Linked DNA regions of Homo sapiens: region 2 is linked to region 1. A link is a loop called in an ENCODE intact Hi-C map of the cell type or tissue named here. Cell type or tissue: heart right ventricle. All regions are shown on one strand. Each heading gives the region's core, and the rest is flanking DNA. Links, peaks and the distances in the headings are about the cores only. Region 1 overlaps PIWIL4-AS1 (PIWIL4 antisense RNA 1). Region 2 overlaps PIWIL4-AS1 (PIWIL4 antisense RNA 1).

The links. Peaks named below come from ENCODE experiments on the same cell type or tissue, not always from the same donor. Only the 100,000 strongest peaks of a DNase experiment are listed, where the experiment ranks them.
Region 2: a loop joins it to region 1, with 2.7 times the contacts of the local background. A loop is called at or near these places in 10 of 110 quality-filtered maps.

The regions. Positions count from the first base shown.
Region 1 is chr11:94,727,867-94,737,716 of GRCh38, reverse strand. The region is part of intron 1 of PIWIL4-AS1 (PIWIL4 antisense RNA 1); the gene reads left to right. It also overlaps a transcript of AMOTL1 not described here. Among named protein-coding and RNA genes, the nearest start is that of PIWIL4-AS1, 7.6 kb to the left of the region's middle. RefSeq lists an enhancer at 2,691-3,363. In heart right ventricle, for the core only: no CTCF peak of the experiment used is centred there; DNase peaks (open chromatin) are centred at 4,876 and 5,699; H3K27ac peaks cover 3,426 bases.
Region 2 is chr11:94,653,734-94,663,583 of GRCh38, reverse strand. All of the region lies in intron 4 of PIWIL4-AS1 (PIWIL4 antisense RNA 1), which reads left to right. It overlaps LINC02700 (long intergenic non-protein coding RNA 2700), which reads right to left. Exons shown (of 6, transcript NR_187352.1): 6 at 6,116-9,850. Among named protein-coding and RNA genes, the nearest start is that of LINC02700, 21 kb to the right of the region's middle. RefSeq lists an enhancer at 6,219-7,155. In heart right ventricle, for the core only: no CTCF peak of the experiment used is centred there; a DNase peak (open chromatin) is centred at 5,043; H3K27ac peaks cover 1,646 bases.

The sequences.
Region 1 (9,850 bases), core at 3,311-7,310:
GATGGGCTGTCTGCAGAATCAGTCTCCTCTGGTTTCCCATAGAATCAAGCAAATAACATTTGTGTCTCAAGAGAGGTGACCTATAGAAGGCCTTGGGATCAGCCAGACCTGGGTTCTAATACCTGTTCCAATACTAGCTAGTAACTTAATTTCTTTCAGCCTTAGCTTTGTGTAAACATGGAGATAATAATCATACCTAGCATACCAATGTGGTGAGAGTGCAATAAACTAATGCACTTGGAGCCCCTAGGAGAGAGAGTGTCACACTGTAAAAGTCAAATAAACATTAGTTATTATTGGATGCCATGCTCCTTTACAGCTGACACAAATGGACTCTTTTTATCCCTTAACAATTTTGAGTTACTAAAAGAAGATATTAACCACAGAGTATGTTTACATTAGAGGAATGTTCGTTGTCTCCAACTTTTAGTTTGCATTCCAAGAGTTGGCTTGAAGGCTGGTTACTTGGAGCTGGCAACAGGTTTACCCCTATGAAGAGCGTTGCCAGTGCTCCACAGGGTGATTAGGTTCTGGAGCCTGCCAAACTGTTCTCACAATGGACTTGCCTTCAATTTGTTCATATAAATGGATGACTTGTAAACTAGGAACTATCCTTACAACATTTTAGTTATTTGAATTTCCTAATCAACTGAGGGTTAATGAGAAAACATTTCTCTTGTTTCAGTATTTGCTGTTGAAAATTCTCTAAAGTCAATGATTCCAATTTTCTATCTTAGGAAGTAGAATAGAGCCAACAATAATGTTTCATATTAATTAAACAAACATTTATTGGGAATTTACCATGCTTCCAGCGCTGTGCAAGGCACTGCAGACACAGAGATGATCAGTGCCCTTCTAATAAGGGATTCCATGACAGACCTTATTGAATCTCAGGGCAATGTCCAAAGTGCCTACCCACACTTGACTTTTATAGGTCTCTTATAAAGAAATGGTTCTGCTGGAGTGTCACTGAGTTATAATAAACAGTGCACAAGTTTACGGATTTGCATCTCAGCTCTGTGAATATTGGGTGGCAGGCATTTTCAGTTTCCTAACAATAATACATACCTCACTGGATTGTTAGGAGCAGCGAAATAGGTAAGGTATGAGACAGACCAGGCACAGTGTCTAGCACACATAGGTACATAATAAATATTCATTTTCTGGCTGGGAATGGTGGCTCATGCCTGTAATCACAACACTTTGGGAGGCAGAGGCAGGTGGATCACCTGAGGTCAGGAGTTCAAAAGCAGCCTGGCCAACATGGTGAAACTCCATCTCTACTAAAAATACAAAAATTAGCTGGGTGTGGAGGCAGGTGCCTGTAATCCCAGCTACTCAGGAGGCTGAAGCAGGAGAATCGCTTGAACCCGTGAGGCAGAGGTTGCAGTGAGCAGAGATTGTGCCATTGCACTCCAGCCTGGGTGACAGAGTGAGATTTCGTCTCAAAATACATACATACATAAATAAATGTTCATTTTCTTCCCACATAGAGGGCTAGAGCATGCCAGATTGCTCTCCTTTTCATCCCAGGTGGCAGGTGGGCCTCCTGCTGCCATGGCCCCAGCAGACAGCAAGAGGGAGTCCCTGCCCCTGTTTCTAGGGAAGCATATTTATTAGAGGTGGGACGTATGGGGAGGAAACGACAAGGTGGAAATATTTCTGGAGCTCAAGAGGAAGTTTACCATAGAAACAGATTATACAGGGGCCTGGTGTCTAATGGTCACTGTTACTATTGCCATGATATATCGTGAGTTGATGGGCTTTTGGGAGCTGGCCTGGGAACCCAACTCCTAACTCTAATGTTCTTTCTTTCCTTATATTATTGTAAATGTTTTAATTTTATTTTTATAATATAAACAAATAAAATGTGTTTGCTGTAAAGGAAAAAACATTTGGTATAGATGAGTATAAACTGAAAAATAAAAGTCTCCTTTCCTGTCCTCTCCTAATCTCCATCCGCAAACTAAAAACCATCCACAACTTCTTATGTGTCCTAGTAGGAATTTTTAAGGCATATTCAAATGTGTATACGAATTGTTTAAACAAGTTGGATATTATTATTATGGATTCCAGATTAAAGGCAAAAATTTCTAAATGAAATTTTGCTCCACTCCCAAACATAAGCTGGGGTATGACTGTTTTCTGTTTAGGAAGGCAAGAAAGTATATTAAAAAGTCATAGAAGAAAAGTCTTATCAACCATTAGAAAACAGTAAAATCTTAAACAAAATTTAAGTGTTTAAAGGGTAACACATAACGCTTCAGTTATCTGGAAAACTCAATCAGCTCCCTCGTTCCTCAGTAAATGAGGTATGGTTATATAGCAACACTGGACATAATGCCAGGATCAAAGGAAATCTTAGCTGCATTTCTAGAGCTAAGAGCACACTCTACATACTTTTTTGGGGGTACAATGCCCATCACAGATATTCTGCTTAGTGTGCAGGGACTCCAGCTGTAAGCCGGGAACCTGCCCTGTAGCAGTCTGGGAATGCCATCAAGCCCCTGCCCAGCCTCTGCTGCAGAGGTGGCAGGGTCTGCTTTGACTGCAGGCTCTACTTGGAGGAGCAGACCACAGGAGGGCCTTTACAGGCTGTTCTCACTCAAGGGGCCCCCAGGGGTTACATAGCTACTTGATGGTGTTCAGAAGAGGAAGAGACGGAGTCTCACACAGATATGCTTCTTTCTCCAAGAGATGGGTGAGGGGCTAAATGCCACATGGGGAGAAACTTTATCCAGCCAAATGATGCTATTAATTCTCTTTGCAAGAAAGAGCTGCACAAATGCCATAATAACAAGTTAAGACAGTAGCTAGGGCCCACTAGGATGTGTGTATGGCCTTCCCATCCCCAGCCCCCAAGGAAATCACCAATTTCAAGCATGAAAGACAGAAAGAAGTGAGCTGAGCTGAGTCATCTCTCTGCCTTCCTCTCCTTCCTGGTATTGCCCTTTGATCATCTTCTCTGCAGGTAGCCTTCTCTCTCCTGGAGGCCCTCTGCTAGTTAACAGCAGAGCAGAGCGGGGAAGCAATACCCGCTCCTCCTCCCCTCCTCTCCCAGGGGAGCATGGGCAGGACTGATTTAGAGGGAAGAGGGGCTAAGGCTGCCTGAGCTCAGCATGACTCTCTTCTGTTATCCTTGTCTCTTATCTGCACCTCCTAGGACAAGCCAACAGATAGGACAAACACATGCCTATCAGTAAGGTTTCATCAAAATGAAATTTGCAATTGATTGGTTGAAGCATTAGCTCCCAGGCTGAATTGGCCCAATGGGCATTTCTTGTTCTCTAGGATTTAATAGTCTTTCCTTTTAGCACAGCTCCACTTCTTTATAAGACTTGATGAAAAGGAAAAAGAAAACACAGCTGTTTTATTTTCCCTAAATGAAAATCAGGCCTCAGGTAACTACTTTGTTTCGTAATTTCCAGAAGACAGGAGTGGGCTCCATAGGAAGAATAATTAACCATATCTCACCTAAAAAAATCATTATCCTAAGCAGAAACAATACAGATGTTGTATGGATCTGCCTCAAGGCCAGCGACCAAGAGATGAAATGAAATTAACTCTGACAGGAAGCCAATGGTTCATTTTGGTAAAAATGCCAAATGTGTCCTCTAAAAATTCCAAATATCAATGCAGGAGGTGCTATCAACAAAAGCAAGGTGTTTTGGGAAATATATAAATAAATTAAATTTGTCCCATTCCTGCACTGCGTTCCCCACCAGATTCCTGTTACCAAGTATAGTCCAGAGAGGAAGATTTAAAAGAATCTTCACTCAATATCATATCAAAGGAAATAAAATCTGGCTGAGCCAAGAAGCTACTAGAAGGTGTACTTGGACATGAGTCAGAATAAAGAACGATTCCAAAAATACATACAAGAAAAGGTCCCTGCAGAGGAAAATCATACACTTCCGACTTACACTCAGATCTATTGAGTGAAATCAGACAAAATACCCAGTGTTAAGATTAAGGACAAAAACATTTGCTGCAATTGAAATCTATGACTAAACTATTAAAAAACAAAATCTGTAGGATAAATGTGAGTTTCTGCTGAAATGCAGAGACCATGATCTTATATTTCCAACCCAGCATCTAAGGCAGAGGCCTGAGGGGGAATTGCTTCTTTCAGAGCTGCAAATCGAGTCTTCTTGGACCACACAGAGGCTTCTCTTCTTTCACAGAAAAGTGGTTTTCCCAAGATGCTATTGCCTTAGCAGTCAGCATAGTGTGGGTGGTAGAAAGAGAAGCAGGAGACCTTGCTGTAGCCCTGTTTTTGCCACTAATCTTTAATAAGTGTCCTAATCTGCTTATACTGTGCTCTTCTCTGTAAAACGACAGTTGAAACAGATGAGAGACTTTAAGGAACTAATTGAAACAAGTGCCAGTAGGAGATCACAGATAATGGATTCCATTATATGCATCTGTTCACTACAGAGTACGCAAGAAAAATAGACAAAAAGGATCAAACTTCTCAGAAAGGTGGAGATGCAGAGTAATGTTGTCCTTAGAAACTGACAGACAGGAGTAAAATGGATAGAACGCAGCTCTGGAGTATGAAGACCTGAGTGTGAATCTGCTGTCTGAGCTGGGCTTAGTTAGTTTGCCTTTGCAAGACTCAGTTTTCTCATCTGCAAAATGGAGATAAGACTAACTACTTCACAAGATTTCAATAAGGGTTTGAATGCAATGAAATCATGTACATGGCAATGTTTGGCACACAGACTGCTGTCAGGAAAAGTTGCCTCCTTCCTCCTTGACCAGTGTTAAAACTCTCCCTGACCCTGAGAGGCTTCAGAAAGGAAATCTGCTCCTTCCTGTTTATATAACCATAATGGGAACAGTACCACTGAATTTCTATGACGCACCTGGCCCACGCTGCCAGGCCGTGTTTCCCAGACTTCCTGCCTCTCCCCTAAAGAGGAGCTTAAGCAGGTTGAGTTCCCTGGGAAGCATGGATGACAGACAGCAGGATTCCCAAACAGCTGAGTGAGCACATCTATAAGAGGAAGAAGAAATATTTTATAGATTTGCTGAGAAGGAACTCCTCTTCCGTACCAAATCCCCACATACTTGATATGGCTGGTGGCCGAACAGCCCAATCAACTTGTAATGCAACAGTCAGAAATGCGACAGTGGCCAAACACTGTCTCCCTTTTGTTTCATATGTCAGGGACTGCATGTGATTTCTTTTGGAAAATGTGCTCCAGACCTTTAAAATGAGTTTGAAAACCCAGTGGCCCAGATCACTGGGAATATTTTTAGGAGTGTCAGAAGCAGGAGTGGAAGAGGGACTTCCCTTCAGAAACTCCTTATCACCCCCAAACATCCTGGGTTCACAGCTAGCTTCCTGGAAGCTCTCCTACCCAATTGCAGCCCGAGATGCTCTGAGGATAATAGAAGGGCAGATGTTGTGTGGATCTGCCTCAAGGCCTATGACTCAACAGGATGACAGAGACTCCCTGGAAGATAATGCAATTCTCTGTGGACTGCAGGAAGCCAACAACAAAACCCCAAGGTTTGGACACTCCAGGGCTTTCTCTGGTACTCCACTAGAAATGCAAACCCCACCAGCCCATATTGAGCCTCAGAGATAGAATAGCTGGCACTAGCCAGTGGTGGGGAGAGGTGAGGTAGGGAAATGGAGTGTCGAGGAAAGATGCTTTGAAGCAGGTGGGTCAAGGCCTTGGCTATGCATGAGCTGAGATGGCTGTAGGGGAGAGCCCTGCTGTGAGCTTGGATGAGAATGCACATGTTACAACAGCACTGTTTATTTTCTGGCCCTGCTCAGGGCTAGTTTTCATTTTAACTGTGACAAGCAAATAACCAGCAATACAAGTTTGTAAATGGACCACCAGAGCCTTAAGCTGTGAAGGCAGAGTAGGGAGTGTTGGAGAGGGAATTGGAGGGACAGAAGCCTATGGTGGCTAGGATTGGACTGATCTCAGTTTAAATTCCAGCTCTGCCATTTGTGAGCTGAATGATGTCGTACAAGTTTCTCAGCCTCTTCAGGCCAATTTTTTCATTCATGAACTCAGAATAAAGCTGTTGTGAGAATTAATTGAGATAGTCTATATCTATACAAAAAAGGCTTAGTGTAACATCTGGCAATATTATATATCTAATAAATGGTTAAAATATTTTTCTATAATTCGTCCATTTCTGACTTAGCTCTGGCACATTACACTTCCTCTCCGAGTGCCAGTATCCTCATCCTACTTCAACACCTCACGAGGTTCTCATTTTGGCACCTGACTCTGTCCTCTGAGGACCTGCACCTTTCTTGGATCTCATCCCAGGCCTCTGAGAACCACCTTAGTATCAGCTGCCCACAAGGATTTACAGATTTCAGCCACACTGATTCCTTGTGTCTGTGCTTCACCCACTGACAGTGGGTGACTGTGCTTCACCCACTTCACCACAACACTGCCCTGCTTTGTCTTGGATGCCTTCATATTTGCAGGATATAGACTGATTATCTGAACTGGAACCAGATATTATGGTATCTGTTGCCTACCAGAACTAAGCTTTTCCCTCAGCCCCAGAAGCTCGTCACTTACCCAAAAGCAGTACCTTCTCTTTAGGCAAACCTAGACACAGGTCTGGCTTCCCTTCCTATGTTCCAGCCTTGCCCCAAAGATTGCAGATAGATGACATGGTAAACTCACAGAAGGATAAGACAGAGCTTGGAGATGGTCACAGTATGGAGTTTTTAGCCACCCCTTTGTTACAGTGATCCCTAAGGCTTCTTTCAGTTCTAAAATTCTCTGGTGGATGATTCTATTGCCTAGGTTACAAAAGCACCAAGCATCAGTGGGAAAACCACACTTTCTTTCTCTCCTCTGCCTTTAGGCTTTGGTAACAAGCCTAGGGTCATTGAATCAAATGCTATAGGTGTGCTGAAAGCAAGGTGAAGTGATGTGGTGGTGCCAGAAGCAGTTGTATAATCAGATAGGTTCCCACAGCCAAAAAAGGTTTTCAATGAAGGCAGAGATATTCAGAGGATGTGGTCCCAACTGTCATTCATTCATTCATTCATTCATCCAGCCACACAGCCAGCCAGCCATCAAATATACACCATGAATTTGCCATGCAACAGTGAAAGGGGTACAAAGATGAATAAAACAAGGCATCTGTCTCAAGAAGCACACAGGCTGTTCAGGATTCAGGCAAGCACAATACAGTGTGATGATACGTGCTGTGACATGGGAATCTGCAGAGGCTATGGCAGCACTGAGGAGGGAGGAGAGACTCTCCTTCAGACCAGGATGGGGGTTGGTAGGAGGTGGTGGCAGGAAGAGATCCCAGAACAGATGACTTAAGCAGAAGCTTCAAAGATGAGTAGGAACTGGCCAAGTGGAAGAGAGATGATAATAGCAGCCTTTGCAAAGGTTCACAGGCATGTGAGGGCAGGATGTATTCAGGGATCCAGGAAGAGGCTGATACAGTGAGAAGGAGGGGGTTGCTATTAGTGATGGGCAGCAGGAGATGAATCTAGAGGGGCAGGCAGAGGTCAGATCTGGAAGGGCTGTGTGTTGAACTAGGGAGGTTTAGTTTTTTTCCATGGGGTGTGAAGAGATGCTGGCTTAAGAACTTCTAAAAAGAGGCTGGAATGACAGTATGACAGTGCACAGGAACAAATGACAGTTGGTTTTTGGGTGGAATGCATCCAAATTTCCTCTCTCAAAGCTTCCTGTCTTCCCTTTGGCGACTATCTCATTGTGTGAAGCAGTCTTGGTTGGAAGACATACCCTGGTGTAGTGCAGAAGGTCTGCAAATGTTTGTTGCCATATAAGTTACCCTGTTTTAGAGGTGGGCACATCAGAGAGTATAGTCTGTTGTTCTCTATGTCTATCTTGCTCTCGTTCTTGTATTACTAGTGCTTGGCATAAAATAGATACTCAATAATATTTGTTGAATAAATGAATAAACAACAAACAAATGGGAGACATATCCTTGTGAAAACATCTGTGAGTGCATTAACCTCAACAACCTTTCATCGTCCATCTATAGAATGGCTCCTACCATCAAAGTAGGTCTCTATCAGATTTGAGGGATGGAGGAGGGAGCGGACTCTTAGACCTGACAGAGGACCACAGCTCTGTGTCAGGGTATGGTTCTTATATTTGTATGCTCTGCTCCAGGAAAGTAACAATATCTCCATCATTTAATGCTGAGTCACATTAATTGGATAATCATAAAGAAGGGAAAGAGCTGGCCTACTCTGTTTATATTGGTTGCTTTATCCTCAACTTGAATGTTTACAGGCTGCTGAGAGGAGAAATGAGCAAAACAGGAACAGAGTGCCTAACACATGTTAGGTGCTCAAAGATGTCTGACCAGCTTCCCACCTGGCCAGGGCAAGAGCTCATTACATGACAGCTGATGGTCCTCATCATAACACTGCAAAGTGGGCATTCTTACTCTCATGTTAGAGCCCAGGGAATGACAGATTTTCTCAAGGCCATAAAACTTGTAAATAGTGAATTCGGTATCTGAACCCAGGTCTGTCTGACTTCAAAGTCCATTCCCTCTCCTCTCCACTCAGCTGCTTTTGAAAAGACAAACAGCGTGGGCACGTACTGAGTACAGTGGATTGACATAATGAGGTGCAGAAGCTGAAGAGTACCATGCTATCAGGGACATCAAAAACGGCCTTACCCGCTCTGGTGCTGGCAAAATGATGAATTCCAGCATGGGATAACCAGGCTCCTTCCTCCAAAGTCCATTTTTCACTGAGGTCCATGCTTCTAGCCCCTTGTATGTATAGCTTTCAGATCAAATGGAAGCAATCTCCTGAAATAAATAATGAATATAAAAAAGGGATTTGAATTACCACTGATGTTCTCTTTGTGAAGAGAAGCTTTCTTGAAGGAAAGTGGTCAGTTTCTAGCTCATTTCATTCCTTTGGCACACAAAGCTCGTTGTCTAGATTTGGGTATGGCCTGAGTGTGAAGTTGCTCAAGCCCACAAACCAGGTTTTCCTCACCATTCAGTTAACAAATATTTGTGGAATGACTATTGTATGCCAGGCTTTGAGCAAGAAATTTACTATTTAGTTGTGCATAGTTTATAGACTCCTAGAATTTCAGGGCAGGATATAGTGGGATCTCAATTTTATTTAAAAGATACACACTCTTCTATTTGCCTAAAAAATGACTAAAAAAACTTGAACTAATAAGTTAGAAGCAGTTTTCATTGTATTAGAATTATGACTACTTTTTATCTTCCTTGTAATTTTCTGCATTTTCAACAATGAACATGTATTGCTTTTGTAATCTCAAAAAGGTATGCAATAAATATTATTTTAAAAGAACACTTCAGAGCCAAGAGGGACCATGGAGACCAATTTTCCTTTTCCTTTTGAAAACTATAATAGAAAGGCACAGTTACAAGGGCTCTTGGCTTTCGTAAAAAGATCATTCCCACTCCATTGGCCACCACTGAGAAGGCCAGCCTGAAGAATCTCTCTATATGCAAACTGTACCTGGGCTGATTACAACTCATGGCCAAACTCTTGCCCATATTACAAAGAGATCTTGATAACGCTCTGCATGTAGCAGGTTCTCAAATGAAAGTGATTGAGTAATTGAACATGACTGATTCATCACATCTGTGAATGCAGCAAGTGGGACATCCACACAGTAGAAGTCCTGTCAGCCTAATTAGGATAGGCACCAATCATCATTTGCTGTAGTCAGCCCAGCTGGCTTAATTTGGTCTCTAGAATGCTGTTCAGAGTTGCCCTGCGGGTTCCTGCATTGCCTGCCAGACTGCAGACATGGTAGATTGACTTGTTGCTTTTTGGCTATCTGCCTGGAAAAATATGATACTTATGGGAGATGCACCA
Region 2 (9,850 bases), core at 2,704-6,703, 74 kb after region 1:
GCAAGGCTGTGCTCTCTAGAATGGCTCTAGCAGAGGATCAGTTCCGTGCTTTCTCTTAGCTTCCAGTGTAGCCAGCGAGGCTTGGCATCCCTTGGCTTGTGGACACTTCACTCCCATCTCTGCCTCTGTCACCACATGGTGTTTCCCCCATGTGTCTTCACATTGTCTTCCTTCTGTGTATATCGGAGTTTGTGTCTCTTCTCTTCTTATAAGGACGCCAGTCATATTTGATTAGGACCCACCCTAATGACCTCATCTTAACTTAATTACATCTGCAAAGATCTTATTTCCAATATGGTCACGCTTACAGGTACTGAGGGTTAGGTCTCAACATATCTTTTTGGAGGGCATACCTCAATTCATAACTCTGGCCTACTTAAGCAATTTGGTGAAGGCCTTGGGCAGTTCAGAAAATCATCAAAGGAATTGTTGACCTGAAATACCTGATCTTTGAATTGACCAATGAAGCAAGATGATGAACTGACTAGGCACATTTTCAGTTTTCATAGCTGATAGGGTGATTATTTTTATTTATTTACTTTTTAAAAGTTCTCTTAAAAATTATTTCAATAGCTTTGGGGGTACAAGTGGTTTTTTGCAAGAGTGATTAAAGAACAAGAATGCAACAATGATAACAGAAATCTGACCCAGCTTGGTATGTGAAAAATCCAGACTTCCAAGGTGGAAAAATTATAGGAGGATTATTTCCCATATTTACATATTTACTCCCATTATTACAGAGGAGTGCTTTGATTTATGAAAATGTTTTTCTGCTTAGTCATAGACCAATATTTAGACATCACTTTATACTTTATACATCATTTTCATATATATCCAGATAATCTTCTCAATAACCCTATGAGTTAGATACCATGAACCCGTTTTACGGAAGGGGTGAGGAGGCTCCTTAGAAATGGGAGAACTGGGGCTCTGCACAGCCCAGCACACAGCAGGAGCTCTCTTTGCCCCCCAAACCCCCTCTCAGGGTCCTTTGAAGAGTAAGCTCTCCTCATGCATTCTACATTCATGAATTTAGGGAATGTTGATCTGCAGCTTTTTGGGGAAGATATTTACTGTGTAAAACAAAACTTACCTCTGCTTGTGGCCAACTCTAAAGCACTATAAAGAAAAATTGGGTTATTTTTAAGAAAAGAGAAAAGGGCTTAGAAATTTTTACTCAGATCTTGATGAATTTAGTCTTCCATCAATAGTCTTGGTGACAGACAATATCTGTTGTCACCACCACCTAATGCTGTTCCCTCGGGTCCCCAGGCAATTACTGACTCCTCCCACTATTTAAAGCAGCAGACTGGTGATTTTCTATTGACATTCGAAAGTAAAATTGGCATGAGGTCAGTTTGTTTTCTCTGACTAATTTGGAAAGATGTCACATTTGAAAAAAAATTTCATTAAGAATGAGCTTTCCATTTGGGAAACCAGTATCACAAAAGAGCCTGTGACAATGATGCTGTTCTTAAATTATTTCTCACATTTTCTTGCACCTTACTCACTTCAGTGAAGGTATTCATAACACATATGATAGAAGTCCAGAATCATATACATGCTTTAAGGACCAGACTTCACGACATCCTGCTGTAATGTTAGACAAATACTTTTTGAGTATCCAATGTCTCCTAGGTGGGAGACACACAGTAAATAAAACAGAGCAAAATCCTTGCTGTCTTTAGAAGAGAAGAGAGACGATAAGCCTACTAAATAAATAATATATGATATATCAGTAGGCAAGGATGTGGGGTGCAAAAATCACATAGGACCTTATAAGTTGATGTAAGGACTTTGGCTTCTACTCTGAGAAATATGGCGATTTTTAACAATGGAGGTCTTAAGAGGTTTTTGAACAAAGAAGTGACATGATCTATGTTTTGAAAGCACCACTTTGACTGCTGTTTTGAGAATAGACAGTAGGGTTTGTGGGTTTGTGGGTTTGTGGCAAGTGTTGAAAAAAAGAAAATGAATTAGGATGTGCTTGTATAGTCCAGGAGAGACATGAGGTTTATTTGATCTAGGGTAGCAATGGTGAAAAGTGGCTATATTCTACAGAGATGTTGAAGTTAGAGCTAACAGAATTTCCTGGAAGATTGGATGTGAAGCATAAGGGAAAGAAAGGAGTTAAGGAAGACTCCAGGGTTTTTGTCTAAGCAACTGGAAGGATAGAGTTGTCATCAACTAAGCTGTACAAAGCTGAAAATGAGGTTTGAAGGAGAAGATAGAACGTTGGAGACATTTCACATTTGAGACGTCTATTAGATCATCTACATGGATATTGCTGTTTGGAGTTCACGGACATTGTCAGCATATAGGGAAAAATTAAGCCTGGAGACTGGGATAAGACATCATCAAAGAAGAATATAGAGACAGAGAGTAGACCAAGGGAGGCCCTAAGTACTCTGGCATGTAGAGGCTGGAGAGATAAGGAAGAACCAGCAAAGGGGACCGAGAAAGAGACTCCAGTGAGGCGGGAGGAGAACCAGGCAACCACGGTGGCCCAGAAACACAAAAGAAAGAAATGGGATCCACTCTGCCCAAAGACGTGGAGTCTGTGGATTGCTTTTCAAGTTTAGTGATGGGAGGCCATAGAAGAATAGGTTTTCAACATTTAGGGCTGTGCCTAAAGATCTGTGTCCAGAAAATTTGTCATGAGACCATCAAGAATTCCTGAATTTGCAAATTCTTCTCTAACAATTTTCCCCACTGTTTAATTTATTCAAAACCATTTAAAAGCTAAGAGTAATCACATTTTAAAAATGTCTTCATAGTCTTTATCCCTTTTCACCAACTTCCGAAATCACCAGTGCTACTTGAGTTCTCTTATTCTCTATTTCATTCTGTCAGGTTAGAATCTGTGTTTGAGTCCTAACTTCACTTGCTAGCTGTATAAATGTGGGAAAATTTCATCTCTTAAGTGTCAATTTCCTTACCTCTAAAAATGGGAATTGTAATAAGCACTCATAGCAATTTTGTGGGGGTTAAATGAGAAGATATTTGTGCAGCGTTAATTAGGTAACATTGTAGGGGTAAACCAAGTGTTTCATCCCTCCATGAGATTGCTGCCCACATGACCACAAGCACAGAGGACAAATCACACTGAGAGGCAGATGCTGGATGGTTGACTAAGTTCCCTCAACAACTATTGACCACTTCCTAGAAACCTACCTCCCAGCAGATGTAATCCAAACTGGAGTCCTACAAAATTACCAAATTTTTATATGTAATGGATGTTCCATTTGCTTGATAATATTTGGAATTTAAACCTGCAAATGCTAATAAGGGCCAACTACATTGGTTATAGTGAGTGCATGAAGGAGCAGGTAGGGAAAGGAGGGGTGTAGTAATTAATTCTGCTTGAGTAGGTCTTCCCAGAAGACCCTTAGATTTAGTCTTGATGACTTAAGAAAGAAAAATAAAACTAAAAAAAAGTATTCCAGGTCAAGGGAACAGTGTGTACAAATGTACAGTCTTTAAAGAACATGTTCTTTATAGGTAAACAGTTCAGTAGGACCAGAGTCAAGGGTCACAGGGTCAGGGGAGGGAGTCGGGGAGTGGGTAATGAGCACAGAATTGAAGCTGGAGAAGGCAGGGATCACATCAGTGAGGTCCCATGGGTTGTGCTAAGCGGGTGAATATTTTCCTGAATGGAAGTGACTACAGTCTCTGAATGGCTTTATGTAGGAAGTGGCATGGCCAGGTTTATATTTTAGTGCTATTGCTTGGACAGCCAAATGGAAGACAGTCTAGAGAGGAGAGAACAGTGGGACGAAAGGCTGCTGACATCATATCCAGTTCCTTCTGTTTGACACATTTCATTTCTCTCCAATCTCCAGAGATATTATGCAAATATTCTTCTATTATATACTTTAAAAAATTATCAGTTCAAATGTTATCACTCTATTATCTATCATATTGTTTATGTTCTTCACAGACAACCCTGAAATTATCCTAAGGGATTTCCTTTGCCTTCTTCATTAGTATTCCAGTGATATCTCCAAGAGTTCTAAATAATGGTTGCAACTTCTCCAAACTCAGCAACTCCAATCTGGAGTAGTAGATGCCACGATGGATACCTCCCCCCTACCAGCCCCCATCTTCTGCCTATCACTGGGGATCCCTGGGTGAGCACAGGCCATATGAGCTGAGTACTAGATTAAAGATCTTCCAATTAAGCCTTGCCCATACTCTGAACCCCAAGAAGTGTCCTTTTGGGGGACCTTGATTTTCCCTCTGGTATAACTAAGACCCTCAAAAGGACTCTCCTTGGGATTCAGAGTATAATAATTTTGAGATAATTCCTCCTAAAATGAGCTTGTGTGATGTAAACAGCAGCCATTTTGGAGTTTGTGTGCCGGCTCAGAGGTCTGCCCTACTTTCTGGCACCTTCTTTTGGTTCTTGAGAGGCAAAGCTGCTTCTCCCCACCTGCTCCTGCTGCCTCTTCCTCAGCACACAGCTGCTGAGAGCAAACATTCACTGTCCTTGGCCTAATAAATGACTTGAGTCTCTCGACCTTCTATTGAAAGTCAACTCACTTCATTCACACCCCAGCATTCTTCCTATCAAATCTCATGCATGTTCTAGTTCACTTGTAATTAGCAAAATGTACGACCTTCTCCAGAGACCCCCACAGCCTGTTTACAGTCTCCTCCCAGAGGCCTCTCAGAAGCTGGCAATGTTGTTAGTAGCCACTTCTCACACACTTAAACTTGCTGAGATTTCAAGCTTCTCAAGACTCCTTTCTCCCAAGAATTTCAATATTTGGTTTCCTTTGAATATCTTATGGAAGTGCTACCTTGATTACTTTTCCAGTTCCCAGAACCTTCCACAATTACGTGGAGTAATAGAATCACCAAACTGACTTCTAGCAGTCCTTGTGTCTTTTCTGCCTCTGGGCGGGACAATAAAGGCACAAAGTATTTTTCCAAGAACAATAGGACACAATACCTGGCAAGGCACAAAACGTGTATGCGCATGGCTGAGAATGGCCTGGGAACCCATACAACATAAGCAATTAATAGAGACAGGCACACAGTCTTCTCTGGGGATCTGGGGCTGAGCCAAGGAGGAACTGCTGCACAATTAGTGCATTTCCAGGTACGTTTTTTTTTTTTTAGGAGGGAATAAGACAAAGTTTTTTTCTTTGTCTTTCTCAGAATACTGTATCTGAAAATACAGAAAAAGATTATAGATAAAGACCAACTTCTGGCTAATACTAAGACTAGCCAATTCATCTTGATATTTGCCTTAAGTTCTTACTAATGATCCTAGAAAAATAAGATGTAGTTGACAACAAATACAGCAAAGTTAACATCATTAAAAACAGGATATTTGTAAATTTTCAAGTATGTGATTAGTAGCTGGCCTTATTGAGCCAAGGTTTGGCGCTAACCAGAGCGAGAGACCGAGGAGCTGAACATAACCAGGCTTTCTCGCTGGGCACTCAGACTGTCTTGCTCTTTAAATATCTAAAGCTCTTGATAAAGCACATAGAATTTATCCCCATTCAAGTATAAACAAATAGCAACAACCTAAAATATGTATCTGTTTTTGAACAAGGATCAAAACTAGCTAAAAGTAGACTCACTGAATAATGGCAAGGGGGAATTTGGGACAGTGTGTCCCATGCACTGCAAATCAAAAATAAATCATGAAAAGTTGCCCGTGGCTCTCTCCTGCTGTGAGCCAGGTAAGGTGAGGACTGTTTAGAGTTCCAACCGCTTATGATTCCCTGAACACTGTTTCACACTTCCCTCATCCTTCTGTTGAACCCTACTGTTCTCACCTCAGACCCACCTCAGACATTTCCCTCCCTGTCTCCCTGCACAGTTAATCAGGCACCCCTCCTCTGTGTGACCTCTGATCCTAGAATACATCTCTACTGCTGTACTCTGCACGCTATTTCATAATTTGCTTGTTCACATGCCTGCTCCCTCCATTAGCCCACAAGCTCTTTAACAGGAGTTTGGACCCTGCAAGACTGGTACAGGGTAAATGTTCAGAAAATACCTGTGATCTTTAATGGAATCAAAAATTGGTAGTGTCACTGGTAGAAGGTGTCCAGGTTCTTGGCGCCTCAAACAAAGAATTGGACAAAACACTCAAACAGAACGAGGAAAGCAAAAGCGGGAATTTATTGAGAATAAAAGTACACGCCACAGTGTGGGAGCGACCCGAGTGTAGACGCTCAAGAGCCCCACTTACGGAATTTTCTGGAGTTTCAATACTCTAGAGGTTTCCCATTGGTTACTTGGCGAATGTTCTATGTAAATGAGGAGAACGAAGTGCAGTCAGAGTCATTGACTCGGAATGCGCCCTACTGTAAATGGAGAGGATGTTACTTGGTGTGTGATCTATGTAAATGGAGAGGATGAAAGTGAAGTTACAAAGTGGAAATAGCATTAATGGAGAGGAAGAAGTTACAAAGCCATTCACATTCCTGTCATTGCTGAGGAGCTTTCATTTAATTCAGTTCTAGGAAGTCAGCGTGGATTGGCCTCAAGTACCCTGCCTGCATGCCCTATTCTCTTGCCTCATCTCCCCCGTGAAAGCTGTGATCCCCATAAATCTTTATGGGAAGCAGAGGGACCAATGGTCTTTCTTCTGTAACTGCTTCCTGCTGACTTGGGGTGTAGTCCCTACCTATTGGGGATCACACAACTTTCACCCTGCTCTGTTTAGTGAAGGTAGGGAAGATCCTTGATGGCCTGGGGTGGTGTCTTCACCTGGAGTGGCTGGCACCCTTGTCACACAGCTCGATGATCTCTAGGTGAGAGGAAATACTTTAGGTTAAAAGATTTAATGGGAACCTTGGGGTGGATACTTATGCCATCAGGAATATTTGTCATAGAAATGTATTTTTTAAATTCTGTTTAATTATTACAAAGGAAGTGATTTTTATCTATTTGGAAGAAGGCAATTAAACTGCAAAGATAAAAATGGCTACTATTTTCCAGCCCACAGTAACTATGCAACAAAGACACCAAAGAAAGTTGGTAGGCATTTACTTATCTTTTGGCTATCTTTTAAACAGGTACTTCAGGTCCTCCACTGGTTCACAGGTGTACTGGCTGATGGGAACTTCAGGTTCCTGGTCTGGAGCTTCTGGTATTGATGGTTTGATCCTTGAAAGATGTATCCAGCTATCTAATACTAGTACTTTGACCACAGAAGACGTGGCCAGTATTACTGAAAAAAGTCCCTTCTATTGGGGTTGTAATTGTTGGGCAGGTGATCCCTCATTCCATGTTTTAACAAGTACCCTATCTCCTGGCCTGATTTTGGGTTGCTGGTTAGTTCCAAGTGTGAGGAGCCTTTGAATTCCAAACTCTTGTAAACCCGCTGGAATTGTTCTGGGTTGACTAGGTATTTAATTACACCAACTCTTTCTGGGTCAATAATTAAATCATTAGTTAAGAATGGCCTTCTGTATAACATTTTATATGGGCTTCTGTTAATTTTTGAGCTAGGGGTATTACAAATTCTTAAAAGGGCTGTGAGCAATAAGCTAACCCAAGTTTCTGATGTTTCCTGACATAGTTTAGCTAGTGCTTATTTTAGAGTTTGGTTAACCCTTTCCACTTTTCCAGAGGATTGGGGCCTCCAGGCTGAATGTAAATAGTATTTTATTCCAAGAGCCTTAGCAACCCCTTGAGTTATTTGGGAGATAAAGGATTAGCCATTATCACTTTGGAGACCCTGAGGTAACCCAAACTGGGGAATTATTTCTTTTAAGAGGACCTTAGAACCTCATTAGCCTTTTCTGGGGTAACCTTTGACCCAACCTAAAAGTATCTATTAGTATTAACAAAAGCTTGTATCCTCTGCAAGCTGGCATATGGATGACGTCTAACTGCCAGTCTTCCCCTGGATAAGTTCCCCTCCTTTGGACTGGTTTTATTAGAGGGGGCATTTTGATGCCTGGATTGTTAAATGCACACAGTGAGCAGGCTTGACAGACCTGCTTAGCCATTGAAGCTGAGTTAAACCCAGTAAAGAACTTGTTTACCATGGCCAGAGCCGCATCCCTCCCCACATGGAAAGAGTCATGCAGGGCTTTTATAACTCTCCACTGGGCTGCCTGAGGGAGATATATTTTTGGCTCCATATGCCACCAGGATCCTTGTTTTTGTCTCCCTTGCTTTTTTTATTAGCTGTTCTTCCTGTGGTGTGTATTTGGGTTCTACTGGGGAATTGTAGAAAGGAAGCAGTGCTAGGATCTGTTGGGATTGCACGCTGAGGGCTTTTGCTTTGGCTTCCGTCAGCCTTTCCATTCCCTTGTGCTATAGGGGTTAAGTCCCTTTGATGCCCCCTACAATGAATGATAGCTATGGCCTTTGGCAGGTGTATTGCCTTCAATAGCTGCAGAATTTCAGGTCCATGCTCTATAGGGGAGTGCTTGCTAGTAAGTAATCCCCTTTCTTTCCTGATGGCGGTATGAGCATGAACCACAAGGAATGCATATTTAGAATCTGTATAGATGTTAAGTTTTTTCCCTTGTCCCAACATTAATGCTTGAGTAAGATCAATGATTTTAGCCTTTTGTGCTGATGTGCCAGGGGGCACTGGCTGGGCTTCAATAATTGTGTCATGATTTACTGCTGCATATCCAGCTCTGTGCTCCCCATTCGACAAAGAACTACTGCCGTCTGTGAGCCGGTCAGCTTCAGAATCTGGGAGAGCCTCATCTTTTAAATCAGGCTGGCTAACATATGTATGTGCAATGACCTGCTCACAGGAATGATCAATTATTGGGCCTGTGGGCAGCAATGAAGCTGGATTTAAAGTGTTGCAGGTTTTAAGAGTTATATCTGGATTGTCTAGGAGCATGGGCTGGTATTTAGTTAACATTTCCCCTGTCATCCAGATGTGTCCCTTTATTTCTAAGACTAACTTTACCTGATGGAGCGTTAGAACTTCCAGTGGTTGCCCTAGGGTGATTTTAGTGGCTTCCTCCACTAACAGCAGTGGCTGCTATTGCCCGCAGGCAACTTGGCCATCCTGAGGCCACTCCGTCCAACTTTTTTGAGAAGTAGGCGGTTGGTCTGGGTTCTGATCCTAATTTCTGGGCTAGCACTCCCACAGCTATGCCCCTCTTCTCTGCTACATACAAGGAGAAGGCCTTAATTAGGTCTGGGATACCAAGAGCAGGAGCCTGGGTGAGAACCTGTTTTAACTTGGCAAAGGCTTTCCTCATTTCCGGGGTCCATTCCATTAGCTCATTTTCAGGCCCCCTTGTTGCTTCATATAGGGGCTTTGCTATGAGCCCAAAATTTGGTACTCATATTCTCCAAAGCCCGGCCATCCCCAAAAAGGAACAAAGCTGCTGCTTGGAGGTGGGTCAGGGTGGGGGCTGGGGGTGGTGCACGCGGCCAAACCACATATAGCTTGCACTCCTTCTGGGGATATTTGCCGGGTTCCGGGTGTTAAGACATATCCTAAATAGTGGACCCATTGGAGGGTAATCTGAGCCTTCTTTTTGGACACTTTGTATCCTCTGTCTGCCAGGAAATTCAAAGTTTTTATAGTATTTTGGTCAGAAACCTCCTAGGTTGGGCTACACACAAGGTCATCCCCATACTGAAGAATACCTCCATTTTCTAACTTGAAATCCCTCAGATCCCGCTCTAATGCTCAGGCAAAGAAGTGGGGGCTATCCCGAAAGCCCTGAGGAAGCACTGTCCAAGTGTATTGTTTTTATCTGGTATTAGGATTTTCCCATTCGAAAGCAAAAAGGTACTGGGGGGCTCGGGGCCAGAGGAATGGAGAAGAAAGGTCTAGGACTGAGAACCATTTTGCATGCCCTGGCACCTGAGCCAGGAGGGCATATGGATCTGCCACCAA